Linked DNA regions of Mus musculus: region 1 is linked to region 2. Evidence: chromatin loops called from intact Hi-C (ENCODE). Cell type or tissue: heart. All regions are shown on one strand. Each heading gives the region's core, and the rest is flanking DNA. Links, peaks and the distances in the headings are about the cores only. Region 1 overlaps Map4k3 (mitogen-activated protein kinase kinase kinase kinase 3). Region 2 has its middle 20 kb from the start of C230072F16Rik.

Region 1 (10,007 bases), core at 2,909-5,408, 190 kb before region 2:
CAGGGTCACAGGCCAGGGTCACGGTGACTCCAGAACAGGGGTACTATGACTACTGACGCTCGTGTGCAAGCTGTGGGGCTAGAAATGACAGCGTGACTGCCCAGTCACTGTGGCAAATCTACAGGCACTTTTAAAGAAAGAACTACAGCAGACACAATGGCACAAGTCTTTAACTCCAGCACCTTGGAGGTAGAGGCAGGCGGATATCTGAGTTCAAGGGTGGCCTGGTCTACACAGTGAGTTCCAGGACAGCCAGGGCTACATAGTGAGACCCTATCTCCAAAACAAACACAAACAAACCAACCACAGTAACAAAAACCCACAGAACTCAATGTTTTCCAGAGTGGCAGCACTGTCTCACACTCCCACCAGTAGTAGACACAAGGGTTTTGTCACTTTTCACTTTTTATTCCCTTTATACACTGACATATTTTTAGAGATGATTTGATGCTTCAGATCTGATTCAACACAAACTGGTGTGGTGTGGTGTGGTGTGGTGTGGTGTGTGTGTGTGTGTGTGTGTGTGTGTGTGTGTGTGTGTGCTTGGAGGGTAACCAGGAATGGACAAAACAAGGCTGGTCACACTTTGGGAACTTCAGCACAGTGGCAATAGCAACCTTTTCCTTACAGTCCGTACTCAGTGCAGAATGCCAGGCTCTACTGAAGTACTTTACTTTAGACATGCCCTGCTTAACTCCCATAACAGATCTGAAAATGAAGCGACTATTACTATCTCCTTTAGAGATGAGAAACAGAAATCCTTAAACCATAGGGAATGGGACCAAGTCCTGCCCAGTAGGGAAAGAGCTGCTTTCAGAGTCTGTGATTTCAACTGCCCAGCCAAACTCAGAGAGAAGTACACATTCCCCAAGACAGGAACAACGACAGGGGAGTAGTAGAAAGGAACGGCTTCCTTGTCTTTCTGTAACTGCGCATCTTCTAATACACAGCAATGTTGAAGACCAATAAATAAATCACAAGTCACCCAGTACACATATCAGAAAACAACTGAGTGCATGACAGCTTTCTAAGTTTCTAGTTTGATTTTTAAGGAGATTTTAAGATATACTGAGTAGATTCTGTGCCAGGACTTTAGCTCAGAGCTGAGAAAATGTTTTATTAAAATGTGGAAATATGAAAGAGCGAGGGTACAACCTTAGCAGGCTCATTCCCTCAGAGTCGTAGAAGTCTGTGAAGACAGGCAGCCTATGTGGGAGAATGACGTTAAGTCCTGGTGACTTGGGACTCCTGGCCAGATCACCAAGTAACTTCTACTCACTGATGAAAAATAAAAGGTCTGGTGAACGTGCCAGATCCTCCACTGTTGTCCGGATTTCACCAACATCAAACATCGGTCTTACAAACTGAATAGTAGAGAAACAAACAATTCCTACTGGCGATATTGGAAGGTAATTACAGTATAGGGAATCAGTAACTGCATCTAACTGAAAATGTGTTCTGTGCTCATGGTATTTTCCTGTGGTTTACACAAGCAAGCAACACATCCTCCAAGTTCCATCTTAATGGTACTTCTAAGGAATTTACCAATGAGCTAAGTCAAGGGTAGGGCAACTCTAACAGAAGGTGGTCTGGTTTTGCAGCTCAGAATGTTACTTTATATTTCAGCCTGAAGCATCTAGAATATTATTGGTCATTCAGAGAAAAGCTGGCCCATCCCTAAAAAAAAAAAAAAAAAAGAAAGTCTCTGTGTCTCTGAATAGATTTCTGTTCCCCCTGAAGCTAAAACCTAAAGTACTGGGGGCTGCATCTACCCATCAGCGTGATGGCTTGCTTACTGTAGCAAGGAGAGAGCGAGGTGGTTCAGAGGAGGATATGAGAGAGCAGTAGGCTCAGGAAGATGGAGGTTTTAGGGGAACACAAAGGAGAACAGAGTAGAGCAGACAGCTCTGAGAGGCTTTATAATGGGCTGATCAAGTCGGAAGGACTATTTAGATATAATGACACACAGGTGCTAAGAGCTGGTGAGGTCTGTTGAGAAACTCAGGACACAGAGCAAGAGGACAGGACACAAACACCCAGACTACAGCTTCCCAAATGTAGGCCGGTCTTTCCCACTGGACCACACTTGCCTCTCATAACAGAGCAATGTCATCTGGAAATAAGTAAGCTAGTATAAACTTGCCACAGTTAGTCTGGGGAGTTCTGATGTCACATCCCCTGCGGACCTACTCTCCATCCCAGAGCTACCAACCATTTCTCTAGGAAAACCTGAGCAAAGCCCATGCTGGGCTCAGAGAGGAAGAAGGAAGGAGAGACACTGAGCAAACCAGCGAATGGTAATCAAACATCAAAATAAGCATTAGCCAGGCATGCCTACAATTGCAGGACGTAGGATGCTGGGGTATGAAGATCAATAGTTTAAGATCAACCTGAACTACAAAGACCATTTTTTAAAAATGAACTATAAAAAAATTACTCTATGATATACAATGACTTTCTAGCAATAAAAAACATCAAATTTCAAATAATTTACCTGGTTCCAATTTTATCACTTTAATTGCTGCTAATTCTCCAGTGTTGACATTCCGTGCCTAAAAGAAGAAGAGGAAAGATCATGAAAAAAAAAGCTATAATAAGCTTATCAGTTTATTGTTTATTTTCAATCATAAATATTTTTAAAGTATCTAATTTACATTATAATTAAATTTACAATCTAATTTACAGCCAGCCAGCACCAAGTCCTTCATAATGAATCCCAGCACTAAGTGTAAACTTACTGCCACACTAACTGGGCACTGTTCTAAGTGGCTTGATACTCACTTGATTCTTACAGGACCTGTAAGGTAAAAACCAGTCCTGTTCCGTGTTGCAAATAAGAAAAACGAAGTGAAAAGCCTGCTTGGTCATACCACTGGCTACGTGGAAGCACTGGGACTCAAAGCCAGGAAGTCTTCTCCAGACTTCCTAGTGAATTCCTCCAAGCATTACACTACAGAGCTCTTCATGCAAAGGCTGGGAGAACTACAGAGGGGATTGGCCTGAAATCTTTAATTAGAATCTAACTATGAAAGCAGCCCCCTTATGTCACTTCAAATCCACATGTTGCCAATAAAATCAATGTATTCAAAATAAGCCACTCATGAAAAATAAAATTAATTTAAAAATCGATTCATGGAGCTGGGGATTTGGCTCAATTGGTGGAATACTTGCACGGCAGCCTGAAGCCCTGAGTTCTACCCCCAACTTAGTAAAACCAGGCATGATGGCACACATCTTTAACCACAGCACTATAATCCACTGGTGGAGACAGGAAAATCCGAAGTTCAAGATAATCCTCAGTTACTACAGAAATTGAAGGATAGCCTGGGCTATATGACATCTTTAATCTAAAAAGGGAGGGATGGACAGACAGAAGCTAGCCAATTCATAAGCTGGGTATGAGGGCATGCCTGCCAATCCTAGCACTTAGGAAGAGTCAGGAAGACTGTTCAAAATTAGAGACCATCTTGAGCTACACAACCCTGCCTTCTGCCTCAAAAATCAATCAGATATTAGACTATGAGTGTTTACAACTGTTTATCTAAGTAGAAAATATCTATGAACTTGATTTTAAAAAAATGGCAGTAAATCTTTAACAATTTAAGATGCTATAAAACTGGATAAGAATTTTCAAAGTATTTTAGTGTTTACATTTAATTAATTTTTATATCAGTCTAAAGGGAAAAACATAAGCAATCCCACGATTATAGGAAGATCTTATCATATGGCCAGGATTAGATTTAGCTGCAGTCCTCCCTTAGTAATAGATGGGGAAAATCTGACAATTAACATGGGAGTACCAGGGCATTAAAATACCAGCAGAGGGACTGGGGAGGGGGCTCACGGGTAAAACACTTGTTGTGCTGAAGTTGGGGGTCAGAATGGAATTCAGCTTCCCAAGATTCATGTAAAACCCAGCTCTCTGGAGGCCCAGGCAGGGAACCCCCACAGCAAGCTGGCTACAGAGACAGCAGGAGCAGCTAGCTCTGGACTCAGTTAGGGACCCTGCCTCGACGTGTAAGATGAGAGCACTGAAGATGCCTCCAGCCGTCAAACTTGGGTCTCTGAACACATCTGCATACATGTCCTCTCAACACCTGCACACACCTGAGTCCCCATACACAAAGGCGTGCATATGCAGCATTCACACACCAACAAATATACTCCTTCCCTCCACTAACACACGTAAGCAAACTAGGGAAGTACACAAGAAAGCAGAAAAAAAAGTTAAGCTCTTACTAAAAATATGCACTTAAGACTCTCCCAGGGCCGGGAGAAGGTTCCCGTGGTAATGTGCTTGCTGAACAGGCAATAGGGTCTGAGTCTAAGTCCTCGGCAGCCACAGAAAAGCAGGGCACAGGTATCGAGTATGGCTACACATGCCTGTCATCCCAGCATCCGGATGATCTCTGCTCCAGAAAGTATGTTGGCAGTTGATAGGTGACACTGATGCCAACTTCTGACCTCAACACACACAAACATGCACAAACACACATTATACATATGCCACACACTACTTTTTTAGAGTCATCGTGGTGGCACAGACCTTTAATCCTAGCACTTCATTTGATGAGAGGGAGAGGCAGGTGTGTCGGTTGACACGAGTTCAAGGCTAGCCTGGTTTACAAAGTTAGTTCCAGGTCAGCCAAGGTTACAAAGTGAGACTCTGCCTTAATTTTTTTTTTAAATCCAAAAGATTCTTTTTGTGGTATCTGAGTGTGATTCCCACCCCACTGTAAGCCTAAGTTGTTTGAATACTTGGTCCCCAGTTGGCTGTCTGGGAAGGGTGACGAGGAATGACCTTGTTGGAGAATGTGTCATGGGTGGGGGAGGCTGAGGTTTCAAAGCCTCCGGTCATCTCCAGTGCCCTCAGTGCCTCCTGCTCACGGTCTCTCAGCTGTTTCTACCCCATGCCTTCGCTCCCTCCTCATGAACTCCAACGCTCTGGAAAAGCCAATCCAATAAACACTTTCTTCTCTAAGTTCCTTACATCACAGTGTTTTAACAAAGCAGTAGGAAAGTAACTAATATATTCCCTATAGAAAGTTAAAAATTTAAAAAATGCAGGGAAAACTCATTTAAAAATCTTATCTTTAGGGCTGAAGGAGATGGTGAAGCGGTTAAAAGCACCGGATGCTTTTCCAGCACCCTCATGACGGCTCTCCACCATTCCTATTCCAGGGGATTCAATGCCCTCTCCTGGCCCCCATGGGCACCAGGCACATACAACACAAACATAAGGCAAATATACATATAAAAAAGTTTTTAAAAATTCTTCAACTTATAATCTTCATCACTAACAAATACTCACGATGCCCATATGGAGACAATGGAAAACAGATCTGAGTACTTCTAGCCAAAGTTCCTTTCTTTTAAGTGTGACAAACCCCCCAACAGCACTGAGTAAATTCTGTTCCTTTCTCCAGGATGAGACATCACATAAACAATGAACCTGGAATGTCACTGTGGAGCATCTGCAAACAGGGACATGGTGACCTGGGGGAAACACTGGGCATCGAAAATAAAACCGGATGCTACTTCCTGACTCAGTGAATCTCTAATCAGACCTGTTCAAAAGTCTCACTTGTTTACTGAAAAGAGGTATGGTGACTCCACTGTGTGACATCACAACGTGAAGCTGATTGATCAGAGCTGAAAATTTGTTCCCAGAGGCCACAGGAGGGCACACTCTTCATGGACAAAGTCACAAATGTCCTTTCAAAATGGCTGCTGCACTCAAAATACTTGGCTAAGAGCTGATTTACTCAGAGCTCTCATTAGCCATATTCAGCTGAGAAATCATGACAGTAAACTCCTAGTGAGCAGGTGAAATAAGCCACTAGTCACTATGCTTTCAGAGGGTCTGTCACTACTCTTTGACTTATTAATTCAAAAGGTCTGTCAAAAACTTGCTATAAGGTATCAGTTCCAAACCCCAGTCTCTCTGGGATGAATAATTAACTTCTGGTGCTCTCTTTCCAGTGGCCGGAGCCAGGCGGCTTAAGAGCTCCCCCTCCTCCTGCTTTCTGCAGTGCAACTCAGTGTATCTTACTTGGTAATACTCTGTGAGGGCGGGGTAGAGGTCCAAAGGAAGTCAGGGGACTTCTATTTCAGAGCCTTTTCTCATCAGAAACCATGGAGTTTTGAATGCATTATGATTGTGTGGCACACTGGTAGCTGCAGACATGGGATTTTAGTAACTAAGATGCCGAGGCAGTACGAGAGTGCAATGCCAATCAAGACTATGTAGCAAAACCCTATCTTTAAAAAAAAAAATCACTTATTTCAGGATTAAGTCAATAATATCTCAAATATTTATTCTGGATTTATCAGTTTTGATTCAGCTCAAGCAATTTAGTTTTCAAATGAGCAAGGCTAACATTCCAAGATATTAGCATGTATGAACTTTAAAAAAAAAAAACCAAAGTCAGTATTGCAATAGAATTTTCATACTTCTTAAAAGCAGACACTGAAGTGGCCTGCCATGAGCATTACACCTTGCTGTTTGTTGACAGCCCTCAGAGGACTCCACAGCAGTTTCCCTTTCACTGAGGACCTCACTGCGGCCACTTCATAGATTAGTTAGTGGAGCACCATCACTGCTGAATTTTAGAATATTTCACCACAGCACCAAAACAAAAGCAAGCCCCTAAGCCCACAGCGATCATTCCCACTCTCCCGTCCCTGGGGTCTTGAGTAGTATGGATGTTTCACTAAATGGAACTGAGCAACACGGGGTCACTGGTTAGTGCTCCTGCTACTCAGAATGTTCTTATTCACAAATACTATCACGTTGCAGAGAAATACAGTCGGGCTTTCTACTCATCGCTGAAGGATACAGAAGGAGGTAGTTAATCCTCAGTGTCAACTCAACTGGCCTAGGGTCCCTGAGGAAACACGTTTCTGGGCATATCTGTGCTTGCAGAGATTATAAGTGAGGAAGAAGACCACCGGCGACTGTAGCCGGCATCATCCCATGGGCTGAGGCCCCAGCCCAGACTCAGGGGAGGGGGAAGCCGGCTGAGCATCCCTGCTGTTCTGAGGCATGCCAAGAGGATTCGCAGGTCCACACTTCCAACACGATGGAGCTCCCTTCGCAGCCATTCGCAGCCGTGAGGATTCACGCCCCATCTAACCGGGAGCCAAAATAAAGCTTCCCTCTTCCCCTCAAGGTGCTTCTTTTCAGGTGTTTGCTCAGAGTGACAAGAACAGTACACATAACACATGGGTTCTTTTCATATTCGTGTGTTATAAATACTACTTACTACTATATATGAAACCATATAAATGTCTGGGTAAACCTGTTTCTAATTCTCTCAAATACAGACCTTAAATGTACTAAAAAATGCTGGGCTGTATAATATTCCAGGCCCATGACTTTGAAGATGGATCACTAGAATGGAAAAGTTGTTTGAAGAGCTGCCAAATTGTTTTCCAAAGCAGCTCTAGTGTCTTGTACTATCTCAACTAACACATTCTGCTTCAGTTCCCCATAGCCTTGGAACTCTGTTACTTTGTGTTTTCCTTTGGCTCTCCCATGGGGATGCCCACCCGCCTCTAGAACCCAGTTACAGGTGTGCGTCATCACTCCTAGCGCATCCACTTAAAACACCACCAGAAGTTTAGACCTTAATCTGCACACCATGCACACTTTCTCTCCCATTAGGAGCTCTTCTCATTTCCCCTCCCGTCTCACTGGCCTAGCAGGCAAGCACATCAGCTTGGGGCTACACCTTAGTGCCCGCCTTCATCTCCTTGATGCATTAATGTATTTATTTTGATGAAGTCCAACGTGGCTTGTTTTGTCCCTCTGTGTTTCTCGACGGTTGAGAAAGCTAGCATGCCAGAGCTCTTTGCCAACAGGCTTTACTTTCCACCCGTACATTAAGGTCAATGATCCACTTTTAGTAACTTTCTGTATGATGTTGCACCATAGGGAGTTTCCAATTTCATTCTTGTGCATGTGAATATGAAGTTGTGAAACACAGTATTTTTAACTTCAATAAAACCCTTTATTATCTGGCCCCCACCTATCTGCCTAGTTACTCCCAAAGTTTTACTTTATGCTCTGGCCAAACCAAACAAGTTGTGGTTCCTCAGCACCAGCCACACTTCTACCACAGCGCCCAGTCCTGGGCCTAGATCCCAGACCTCATATCACTAGGTCCTAAGCTTAAGAGCTAGGCTTAGGTTATCCTGACTCTGTCCCCTTAACCTATTTTCACTTCGGCACTTCCTAACACCCCCACACTCCCGCAGACCCTAGGTAATCTTTCTCAAACTGAAGAGGGCCTGATGAGAATCCTACAGATTTAGAAATAATCTCAGTCTACAAACGCTCTTGAAAATTCTTATATTTTTGATTGTGACCCTAGCTTTTAACAGCTGAGCCGTCTCTCCAGCCCATTGAAAATTCTTGATTTCAGATCTGCTTGAGATTTTGTCTGAATGAGCCATGGGGAGGCTTTCAGACAGATTAGACTAGTATAGAAAAGTTGTTTTCCTGAGCTGACTTCACACTGCTGAGCACGCTCAGGTATGAGGAGCGTCCTCTGCACATTGGAATACAGGTAAGTAAGCAGCCCAATCAAGAGGAATCACCAACACCCGGGGCAGGCCAGGTACCACAGTTAGACAACCATCGTTGTAAAAACTGACCCTTGCTGGGTACTGAGCACCTAGAGCTTTCAACACTTATCCTGTAGAAGAGGATGTTCACTGTGGACATGGAAATGGGGTGTGAAATGACAGCTAAGATTGCAATAAGCCGCAGGGTGGATCTGAGCAAGCAATGGCCACTGGATCCTTTTCCTGACCCCTCTACTCTGCAAAAACAAGATAGAAGAGACTATTTATTCCTAAGATTCCTCCTAAAACAACATATACAATAAACGTATTCTAAATAGCTTCCAAATAGTAACCCAGCTGGTGGGGTATACAAAAACAGTATGCTGAAATAGAAAACAAACAAACAAAACATTAGCCCTGAATCAAGGGATTCCAAGTGGAACCCAGGAACCTGTCCCTAACACCAAGCCACTTCTGAGGCACAGCCAGGTCTAAGGATGTGGCCACAGACACCTGCTCCACTTAGCTTCTGGGTCTGATGGCTTCCTGATGATGACACCATCCATGCTGAGACCTGAAAGACAGGAAGTGTCTAACATAGGGAAGGGATGAGGGGAAAGGACACAGAGAGGAAAGTGAGGCTTAAAGGCCCACGGGGACACACACACACACACACAGACACACACACACACACACACACACACACACACACACACACAAAGCAAACACCAGGCTATTCTGTGCACTGGGGGAGGATAAGGACTGGGTGTGGCCCACACACACCCCGTCAGAAGGAAATGGATGATCCATGCTCACCCTGAATGAGTATGTATCTTGTTGCTTTTCCACAGCTAACTGCACCAGGTACACGTCCACCACAAAGGAACCTTCTAGTTCACAGGAGAATGACAGGGTGGCAAATATCCCTGGCTTGCTCAGGGTGTTCTTCCTGCATGTCTACTGTCTATCATTTCTAACAATGTGCTTCCATACTCTTAGAATTAAATTTTTATTTAATTTTGATGGTATATTTTAAGGTCATTCTACTTGAAAACCTTGAATTAGCATAAACAAAGGACTCAGTAGAGCCAGATTCTCTAAGGATAAGTAAGAATGTGTGTTTTTATAAATAAAGTTTTATTAGTACACAGTCATGCTCACTTATTTAAATACTGTCAAAGGCTGCTTTCTCAATACAATGGCAGAACTAATAAATAGCTGAGACAGAGATCATACCTTTTGCTGCCCCATAGCACTGATGTTGCATCTTCATGGTCTAATAGAAGAACGCTGTGCTACCTATGTTCAATTGTAAGCTAATAACATGAAAAACTGAACTTTCCAATTATATGTACATATGCAATAAACATTTAAGACTAGGGGTTTTAGATTTTTAAAATCAGACAGTAACATGAATTGTGGTAGGTAGAATATAGCTT
Region 2 (10,007 bases), core at 2,616-5,115:
AATTAGACTTTTGCTATGGGCTGAGAGTCAAGGTAGGGGAATACTGTTCCCTCTTACTGCTACCACCCCCATTTCCTTTCTCTCTTTCCAGGCACCCTGCATTAGCATTCTTCCAATCTTAAACCCGAATCATAACCCTCACATCAGGGAGAAAATATGACCCAAGTTCAGTACAATAAAACACCAAACACCCTGAGGCTGCCCAGACAAGGCATCCTGAGAAATGAAGTCAGTGAAAATTTAAAGAGATCCTTAACGGGGACATTTCTTGCCTTCTTCACATGGCAGATCAGCAACAAAAGCTATACGTGTGGTGACATTGCCATGCATATGTAGAAGAAAAGCTTGACTGGAGCATGACTAATAAGCCCAAGATGTCTGAGAGAGACCCCATGTTATGTGTTTTAATCCTTCTGCTTCCTGCTGTTGTATATCAATGTCTCAAATGTAGTTACTAAAAGTCATAGTGATTTGTAATTTGCCAAGTCCTATGGGTTGACCAAATGGCTCCTGTATTGTCTTTATCTGGATCACTGTATGGCTGGGTTGAACTGGAGGATCCAAGATGGCTTCCTTCATGAATGTGGCAGATGGTACTAAGTGTGATCTGGTGCCTCTGTGGTAGTTTTCAGTGAGGTTGGTGGTACTGGTTTCCTTTTCATAGTGGTCTCAGGGCAGTGTCTTGGAAGCCATCTTAAAGCCTTGCCTCTGAATCTCAAATAGTTCTACTATTGCATTAGGTCTAGAGCTGTGTTAGCCATAGGTGTTATATTTTATATATATGAAAAATGTCCTTCTGTCATAAACAAAGCTCATGAGTTGAAGACTTAGTCCTGAGATGTAGAATGGAGAATGGATCACAAGGACTCTACGTTCACCCATGTAGTCCAGTGATGGGCTGTAGGAAGTAGGATCTAGCTGGAGGACGCAAGTCACTGGGCTGAGGTGGGAAGTTCATATCTTGTTCCAGGACTCTTCTTTCATTTCCTGTTTTTTTTGGGCTATGATAAAATAATCCATTTTTCTCCACCATTTCCTATCAGCAGGATGATTTTGCCTTGTCACATGATGGTGGATAGAAACCTCAGAAATTCTGAGTCCGAACTGTTTCTTCCTTCCTTTTGGCCATTTTCTCAGGTATTTGGTCACTGTGATAAAAAGCAGTTAATACACGACCATCAGGAGAATGTTGGGCCACTGAATATTAAAAGTCATCATGGAGCTCTTGTTGTGTTCATTAGAGTTTGGCCAATGCTGTCTGGAGCTTCCTTTTCATGCCATCAAGGAGGCTGTAAGCTGCACAATCAAACCAGGAGGACTACAGTTGGTATCATTCAAGGCTTTCTAATAACAGAGAGAACTCAGCATTATTATTTTTTTGTACATATCTATAGCTTGTGGCTCTTTTTTTCTAAGTAGTTCTTGATTATCCTTTTAAAAGAGTCTAATTGAAATACAGTTCACATGCCACTTAAAACATATGGTTCTATGATTTCTAGTACAGTCATAGATATGTGTAGTGACTATCAGTCAGTTTTAGAATATTTGGATCCCCTTAAGAATACATTCCATATTTAGATATCATTCCTCATCTTTCCATTTTTCCATACCCTACCCTTTAGAAAGTCTTTATCCTTGTGGATACTTTGTCCTGGACTTTCATATGAATAAAATCATATGATATGTGATTGTGAGCCATTTGTGTATGCATATGGGCAGGTATGGACATTTATTGCAACTGATAGAAGTTGGGAATCTTCACCTCAGAACACATACTTATATCTTCCTTTTTTATCCAGAGGTTTATAAAATTTCACGCATTCTCTGAAACCTTGGTCCAGGGAGCCAAAGTTAATAATCTTGCTCTGTGGTTAGTCAAAAATGGGCATTTGGTAACAGATCCTACTACTGCTATGGTGGTTTGAAGGAGAATGACCCCATTCCACTAACTAGACAGCAAGCTTTCAAATGCCTCCACCAGACCCAGTTTCTCTCTCTGTTTCCAATTTGGAGATAGGATTCAAGCCCTCAGCTATTGCTTCAGTGTTGTGCCTTCCTGTTTACTGCCATGCTCCTGCCATGATGGTCATGAACTCACCCTCTGAAACTATAATTAAATACTTTCATAAGTTGCCTTGGTCATGATGTCTCTTCTCAGCAATAGAAGAGTAACTAGTTCAACCCCCAACAGCATGAGACTATAGAGATTTGGGTCACTGAGGGCGGTAAATTCCCCAGAATGGCAAGTAACAACAGCAACAAGGAAAGGCCAGGCATCATGTGTTTACAAAGCCAAAGAAACTATGTTTATAACACATAGTTTGCCAAGGAGGGGGCGATGTGAACAGATGTGTCATTTGCAATTATTCCTAAAGATGTTAATTATGCAAATGAATTTCTGATTAGGGCGCTAAAAAAAGAACCCTATATATTATGAGGTGTTGGATGTGTACAATCAAGCACGCTTGCTGTCTGTTTCCCAGGCAATCAGTGCTGGTGCCAGTCTCCTCACCTGCAGCTCTTGTCTGCCCATGTGCCCCTTTGATGGTGGAGGGGAGCTCTGAGGGACATTTCCAACCCCAGAGTGTAAAGCTGGAAGGGGTCTTTGAGATCCTAGAGTATGGTTCTGTCCTTGAACAGGGCAAGAGAAGGAAGTTGCAAAAAATGATGTGATCTGTTACTTACAGAGCAAAGAGCCCATGTCTCCTATATTATCAATTCATCTCCTCCTGCCTTACGGAATCAAACAGGACAGACATCAACTATCAGCTTTCCAGTGTGTGCAATGAGGTCCAAGTGGATGATAGAGCTAAATACATCCTTGATATACTTGGGGGGTTATGCGTGAATGCACATGTGTGGCTCAGCAGATATGGAGCCCAGTCAACTAGAATAATACAGGTACTACATTATACATCATTTGGTTTAGCAGAGTTGCTTCTTGTCGTTAGTGACTTTTTAAATTAAAAGTAGAAAACAAGTAAAACTTTAGATCCTTATTTACAATAGTTACAATTCAAATGCTCAGTAGCTTCTTGTCACTGATATCTGCCATATTGGACACGCAGCAGACCATTTCATCGGTGTAGAAAGTCTTTCTCCAGTCCACAGCCAGATCTTCTTGAGCCTGCATCCCAATCCCACTGTTCCCACGGGAGATTATGGGGGTTATTTAAAGTTCTCAGGCCTCCCTTCCTCATTGGTGAAGTGGGCAGAAATCCCAGTATCTGTTTCACTGACTGCCCTGAAGGTCATAGATACAAGAGAGGAACTGTGTAGCTTGTGAGTAGAGGAAGAGATAGTAGGTACTAAATAAATACCACTCTCATCAACAGACATCCCAGCATCCTGCTTTAGTACCTGTGGTCTCTTCTAAGTAGACTAGTGCAACCTGGTTCCCAGAAGTGTAAGGCATTGATTCTAAGAAATCAACATCTTTAGTGGGTTATAATAAAAGGAAATCAGGAATGTGGAGATTAGACAAGGGGCTGGGGGGTGGGTTTTATTTTGGGGGATAAAATCGTGTGGGATGTGAGATGGATAGAAGTCTCTGAAGCTGCTGTTTCCCCCATTTGTCAAGAACTGATTAAACATATCCCCCAAGCAATGAAGACATCAGAGGTATCAGTCTGTGTGGCCACAGAGGTCTTATTCCCTCCTCCTAACCACTGTCATGATGGCTTGCCCGCTTGTCCACAAGAGGGAAGCAGGGGAAAGGAGAGAAGGGGACTCTTCCGAGCCTCACTGGCTCTTGGCAGGAAGCTCCGGACAAAGGGAAGCTGATTAAAACAGAATTGTCTTTCACACAGCCCCAGGCCTCAGGTGTGTTTTTCTTGAACTCATTACCTCACGATTCTTCCCAAAAGCTATGTTATCTAGAAAAATTACAGTTCATAGCCTTTGGGGTGTTGACAATAATTTTTACACCTGGCTAACGGCTGGTACCAACCTCCCAGGAGCCAAAGCGGCAACAACAACCCAAACAAGCAAACAAACAGACAAACAAACAGAATGCCACAACAGACTCTCAGGCAGAAGGTGTGAGGAGAGAGTGGTGGCTGGTGTCCAGGTAATTTAGCCACATGGCCAGCTCCTCTATACCGACTGTTCTGCCAGGGCTCATAAAGCATTGGAAAGAGATATTAAAAGAAATGATTCCTTTGCCCTTGGGGGATTTTGAGTAATTTGGGAGCTAGTGAGCCAAGGGACAAAAAGGGCTTAGGGTGACAGCTGAGGGTGGGTTGGGGGAAACACTGCGATAGGAGCCTCGGGATGTGCTGTATTCCCTGTCTCCTGTTAATTAATAGTGTGACTTGGGGTGAGTTCTGGCAATTCTTTGGGTCTCCTCAGTTTCATCATGGATTCATTTAAGATGATGGACTGACTGATTTTAGAGTTCTCCTCCATGTCTAGGATTCTGAGACCTTGACTCAGATGTGGAGATGTGAGTCTATGCTCCATAGAGTAAGGGCTGACAGAAAGCATGCAATCTCTAGTTTTATTTAATTTTGGAACAACAGCTTATTTATTGTAAGAGCGTCCCATGCAATGTTTGGATGCACTTGTACTGCAAGAGTGGTTGATGCCTCTCTAAAAATCTAAGTTTTTCTGGATAAGATGTTTATTTGACATTTCCTGTCTTCTACTTAGCTATGTCTGACCTCTTGTTTAGAGGGGAACATGTTTTAGGGGTCAAGGAAACGTATATCTGCCTCTCTGTCTTCATACTGACACATGATAGGAAGAAATTGATGAATGTGGCTTCTCAGACTCAGAGAGAGTCCTTGGCCACATTTGACTTCACCACAGAAGTCAAGGCCTTAGCTTCTTGGGTAGACATGGGAGCCACTGGTTCTTTTTTCGTTCAGCTTTCAGGGGAGACAACCTCACACAAGCAGAGCTGCTAATGGGAAGGCAGAGGGAGGTTCTCCCTCTGTACTGTCCTCTCTACAGACTTTGTTCATTCCAGCATCTAGCAAACAGACCCGCAAGCTGGCTGTGTGGGCAATGCCCCCATTCTCAGGCCCTAAGACACAGTGTTGGGTATAAGCAAATGTCTCCCTGCTTAATCTTCCCTCCCCCTCTAATCTGCCATTTACCAGTGAGCTCTGAATTTGGAGATCATATACTGCTGTTTATAGTAATTCACTATCTCTCGTTTTCTCATTGGGATGGTGGATTTCTTTGTTTTCCCATGTGATGCTACGTCATTGCTGTCTCTAAATCTCATCCTGGTTATTGACCAGCCTAGAGCAGAGGAAAGGGGTCAGCATACAAAGTCATTAGAAAGAAAAAAGTAGGAAGAAAGAACTAAATATAGGTCCCTGGGAGACATGCCAGTTGCTTATATGAATGTTATAGGTAACCCTATGTTATGGACAACTGCTTGAAATAAGGCAAGGGTGACTCTAGTCTTGCCATAGCCCAGCATTTCAGGTACGGACACCGACAATGACACAGTCAATAAAAGACATCTCTTGGGATTCTTTACCAACAGATGCCATAATCACAGTGATTGCAAGTTTTGTGGTCCAGCCCTTTAGTTCTTGCTGTTGCATTGCTGCATGCAACATAGCAGTACCTCCTGCTTCCTGTCACTGGCTTTCCTGAACCTACAGGATTAAGTTCCTATGCCACATAAAAGTGCATTTTCCTAGAGAAGCAAGTCTAAACTCCACAGCACAATACCCAGAGCCTCCCCAGGATGTTGGAATGCTTTTTGAATTTTTGCGTTTTTCCTGCTCCAACCTTCTAGGTTCCAAGGATTCTAGGTTCATCCAAATAAACACTCAATTATTTTCCAAACACTTCCTCCACCTCTCTAGACTTTTTCACATGCTGGTTGCTTTATAAATGCCCTTCCTCTTCTCTGGCTGATATATAATTTCTTTTGAGTCTTGGTTCAAGTGGGAGCTCCCTGATACACAGTTCAAGTCCAATTCTTCATAAGCTCCCTGCTTCCTATCTCTTTACACTGAACCATACTGAACTTTAATAATTGAGCCAGAGGTCTGTTTCTCCCACAGTTTAAGAGCCCTGCCAAGGGCAAATGACTTGACCAATTCCCCCTTGTAAGCTTCTCTCCAGTATCTCCTGCCTGCTCTTTCTGTATCATGGCGCCTAGCATGCAGGAACATTCAATAAGCTGTTTTATCATGGAGGAGGACCAACACACTATGGCCCAGATGTCTAATGTCTAGGTTGTTTTGATTACATGGTATATGTGGGTTGTCAGACAAAATAAATCTTCAAGAGAGAAAAGATTAAATTGAAATATTAGTGTGGAACATACTGCAGCCTATAAAAACTAAATAGATACTGTAATTTGTGAGTGATATGAAATCTGTGTCTCAAGGCACAAATCAGAATAGAGCCACAGCATGACACATTTGTAATAGGCTAACATTAGCATTGGTATTAGCATCCACTAATCCTATTGTTCTCTGGGGGGGTAGAGAATGACTATTTTGGTATCAAACAACATGTTATCTACATATACATTACAACTTAGGAATGGAATTTTTGTCTTTGTAGAATAAGAGTCAATAAAGCAGCTACGTATCTCAACTGGCAAGTACTTCATGAGTGGCCACAAGGCTGATTCCTAAGACAAATGATATTACTTGGTACTTTGCCTAGATGAAATCTAGAGTGGCACTTCTTCCAATATTTTATTTCCTTTTATATGCATTGGACATACGTTTAGCTTTCTAAGTTCTGGGCTTTTGGGAAAGCACAGAGCTAGAAACGTAATGGAAGAAGTATATGAGAATCTTGTCTCAGCCTTGTTGTTAAGGAACCACAGAACCCCAGCTTCTCCTTCTTTGCATGAGAAAGGCCATGCAACATGGTCTCTGAAAGTTATTTCTCTCCTATAGCATTTTGTCTTCTTGTGGAGTCAGATTTACTGTACACTTTCCAATGCTCATGCTTCAAGGTTCCTCTCTTGTAAAAAGTCCTGAGAGGGTCTTATCAATGTCTTGTGTGCGAGGGATGTAGTTCTATTGACTGGGTGCTCGCTTAGCATAGATGCTGCCTTGAGGTGGATTCTTAACATTGCATACCACCAAATGTTGTAGTACAAGCCTATGATCCCAGCACTTGGTAGGCGGAGGCAGAAGTTCAAGGTCATCTTTGGCTACACAGTTTAAGGCTATCCTGGGCTACATGAAGCCTTGTCATTAAACAAACGAATGAATAAACAAACAAGCAAAGCAAAACAATACAAAACCCAAAACTAAAGACAAATTTCAGATGAAACAGCATGTAGTATTGACACAATTCATTAGAACGCTCCATAGAATAAAGAGCTCTGGTTACAGAATGCCTATAGTCATCAGCAAGGAAAAGTTATAGCATAAGAATAACTTAGATGCATCAAAAATAAGGAAAAAAAAAACAAACCAAAAAACAAACCTGTTTCTTTCTCTTCCTTTCTCCCATCAGAATCTCCCAGGTATGGAGTGGCTTAGAAAAGACTTCAGGCATTTTAGGGATCTGTATATAGGAATGCTGAGTTGGAGAGATGGTGTTTTGGGGCTTATTGGTACATCTTTATGTAGTTTATGGCAACTTTATGTATAATAATACTATTGCTAGTCATTCTTGTGTGTCTATGCCTTCCTGAAATGTATATTATTTACCCAGTTCTGGGTCACCCAGTGTCATGGCTTGAAGGCTCAGGGCTACCCTGGGTGTCACGATGTGAACTTACCTTGCAACGATTGTCACTAGAAACCTAGAGAGTGGAAGAGGACAAAATTTGAAATGCCAGGTAGTCTGTGAGAAACTTCCAATCACCAGATATATAAAATTGTAAATGGATAATTTAGTTCACAATGATGCTCAAACAATATGGAAATGTTCTGTCAGGAATATACTCACAATATAGCATACATAATTATGCACACACACTTTTACAGCTTTGATGGTAATTGCTCAACCGAGAACCGACTGGAGTTCCTGTCTTTGCAAAGATTAAAACACCTTTAATAGTTGCATGCACACTAAGTCTGTGTGCAGTTTTTCTGGTTTTATGCATCTCCAACCAAATCTCAATATACCTGACTCATCTTGTCTTGATGAATTTCAGATGAAACAGCATGTAGTATTGACACAATTCATTAGAACGCTCCATAGAATGAAGAGCTCTGGTTACAGGATGCCTATAGTCATCAGCAAGGAAAAGTTATAGCATAAGAATAATTTAGACGCATCACTATGCAGCTCAATATATTATGGTCACAAATTTAAAACGTATTTGACTTGTTCTTGGATACGCTTAAATTTCAGATTAATTTTGATCATGTTAAAAATTCAAACGCAAGGAAAATATATTGCTGGGAACTGAAAGCCTAAACGAAAAAGAAAATGGCTAGTAGAAACCTCAAAAATGTTAAAAACTCTCCTTTTACAGCAGCGGAAAGTAAAAAGCATTGTAGACAGAGTCGTGAGGACAGAGGCAGGGGGAATAATTTAGTGTCAGAATGCTTGCCTAGAGAGGATGGAGCCATCGATTCCCCCAGCAAATCACACACATCACAAATGTGTACTTTATAGCAATGTATTTCAATCTTACTTCACTAAACATTCAGTTGTGTTCAATGTGGCTTGAGATTCAGTATCTTTTCCCCTCTTGGTCAAAGGGGCCCCTACTGAAGCTCTGGCTCCCAGACTGCTCTGGGTCTCCTATTGCAGCATCAGTTGCAGAACAGCACTTCTCAGACTTCAGTGGAGGTCCGAGTCCGTTGGGGATGCTGTTACAACACATGCTATGCAATTCTGCTTCTTGCTGCTTTTGTTGTTTTGAGACATGATCTTATATATCAGGGACTGACGTTGGAATCTAGGTCCCCCTGCCTCCTTTTCCCGGGTACCAGGATTACAGGCATGTGCCACCATGCTCACACTTGGGGTTTATGTATTTTTTTTTTTTAGCAGACTCTTAGGCAATGCTAACACTGCTGGTCTAGAGTGTACACTTGGAGAATCAAAGATACAAAAGAAAAGATCGTACCTCACCATGCATGCTTCAAACCATTGGTGGTGGGTCCAGGTCCTGAGGTTTGGATTCTTCCTCAGAAGGTCTTAATGGGCCTCTTTAGCTGTATTTTTCTCTTTTCATGACACAGCTAGGGAAAGAACCCTTCTCATATTACTCTTGGTGGGAGTACAACTTTATTCAGTCATTTGGGAGCTCAGTTAGCAATATCATTCTAGAAACAAACAGAAAAGAAGCCAACAGACTGGCCAGTCTGGGAAATACAGATCCAGGGTTACAGAGCAAGTTAGTGGATTGAGCTGGGAGGCAATATGTAGATGCCTGCCACAGGATGCTTTCTCTGGAGTGGGGGTGTCCAGTGACCCCACCTATAGGATTCTCCTAGGATATGTGTGTATGTCAGTGCCAGTGGTCTCTTGTGTGATGTTATCACAACAAAGGACAACCTGGGGCATCAATTTCTCTTCATACTTTGTCTGAGACAGGGTCTCACATTCACTGTTATATATAGCAGACTGGGTACCCATGTTCCCCTGTCTCTTGCTGTAGGATTTGGGAATACAGATGTGTGCTATCATGTCTAGCTTTACATGGGTTCTATGGATTCAAACGCAGGCCCTTGCACTTGTGTGGTAAGCAGTTAACCCACTGAGACACCTTTCCAGTCTCACTTCTGGAAACTGGTCCTAGAGACACTACATGAATCAAGAGGAAATGTAAGGTTGTTCATTTATATATCCTGTATGTAAGTAGGGAAACTGCAGTAGTCTACACATCTATGAACTGATTTATACAGATTATAAGACATTTTCCCTAAAGAATAACAATAGTTAATCTAAATTAAGTAATTACTATGTGCTAGGCATGGTTTCATATTATTTATAAGGATTGCATAAATTAGTCTTTACAACAATCATATTTACATCTTATAGACAGTATAATTTATATAATGACATGGGATAATATCCAAGGATACGGTAAGCCAATCATGTAGCAGAATACTATG

The links. A loop is a pair of places that touch in the nucleus more often than their neighbours do. Peaks named below come from ENCODE experiments on the same cell type or tissue, not always from the same donor. Only the 100,000 strongest peaks of a DNase experiment are listed, where the experiment ranks them.
Region 1: a loop joins it to region 2, with 8 times the contacts of the local background. A loop is called at or near these places in 2 of 42 quality-filtered maps.

The regions. Positions count from the first base shown.
Region 1 is chr17:80,678,374-80,688,380 of GRCm38, forward strand. It overlaps Map4k3 (mitogen-activated protein kinase kinase kinase kinase 3), which reads right to left. Exons shown (of 34, transcript NM_001290345.1): 2 at 2,495-2,552. Among named protein-coding and RNA genes, the nearest start is that of Map4k3, 45 kb to the right of the region's middle. In heart, for the core only: no CTCF peak of the experiment used is centred there; no DNase peak of the experiment used is centred there; H3K27ac peaks cover 360 bases.
Region 2 is chr17:80,871,809-80,881,815 of GRCm38, forward strand. No RefSeq gene overlaps it. Among named protein-coding and RNA genes, the nearest start is that of C230072F16Rik, 20 kb to the right of the region's middle. In heart, for the core only: a CTCF peak has its summit at 3,694 (motif pointing right); no DNase peak of the experiment used is centred there.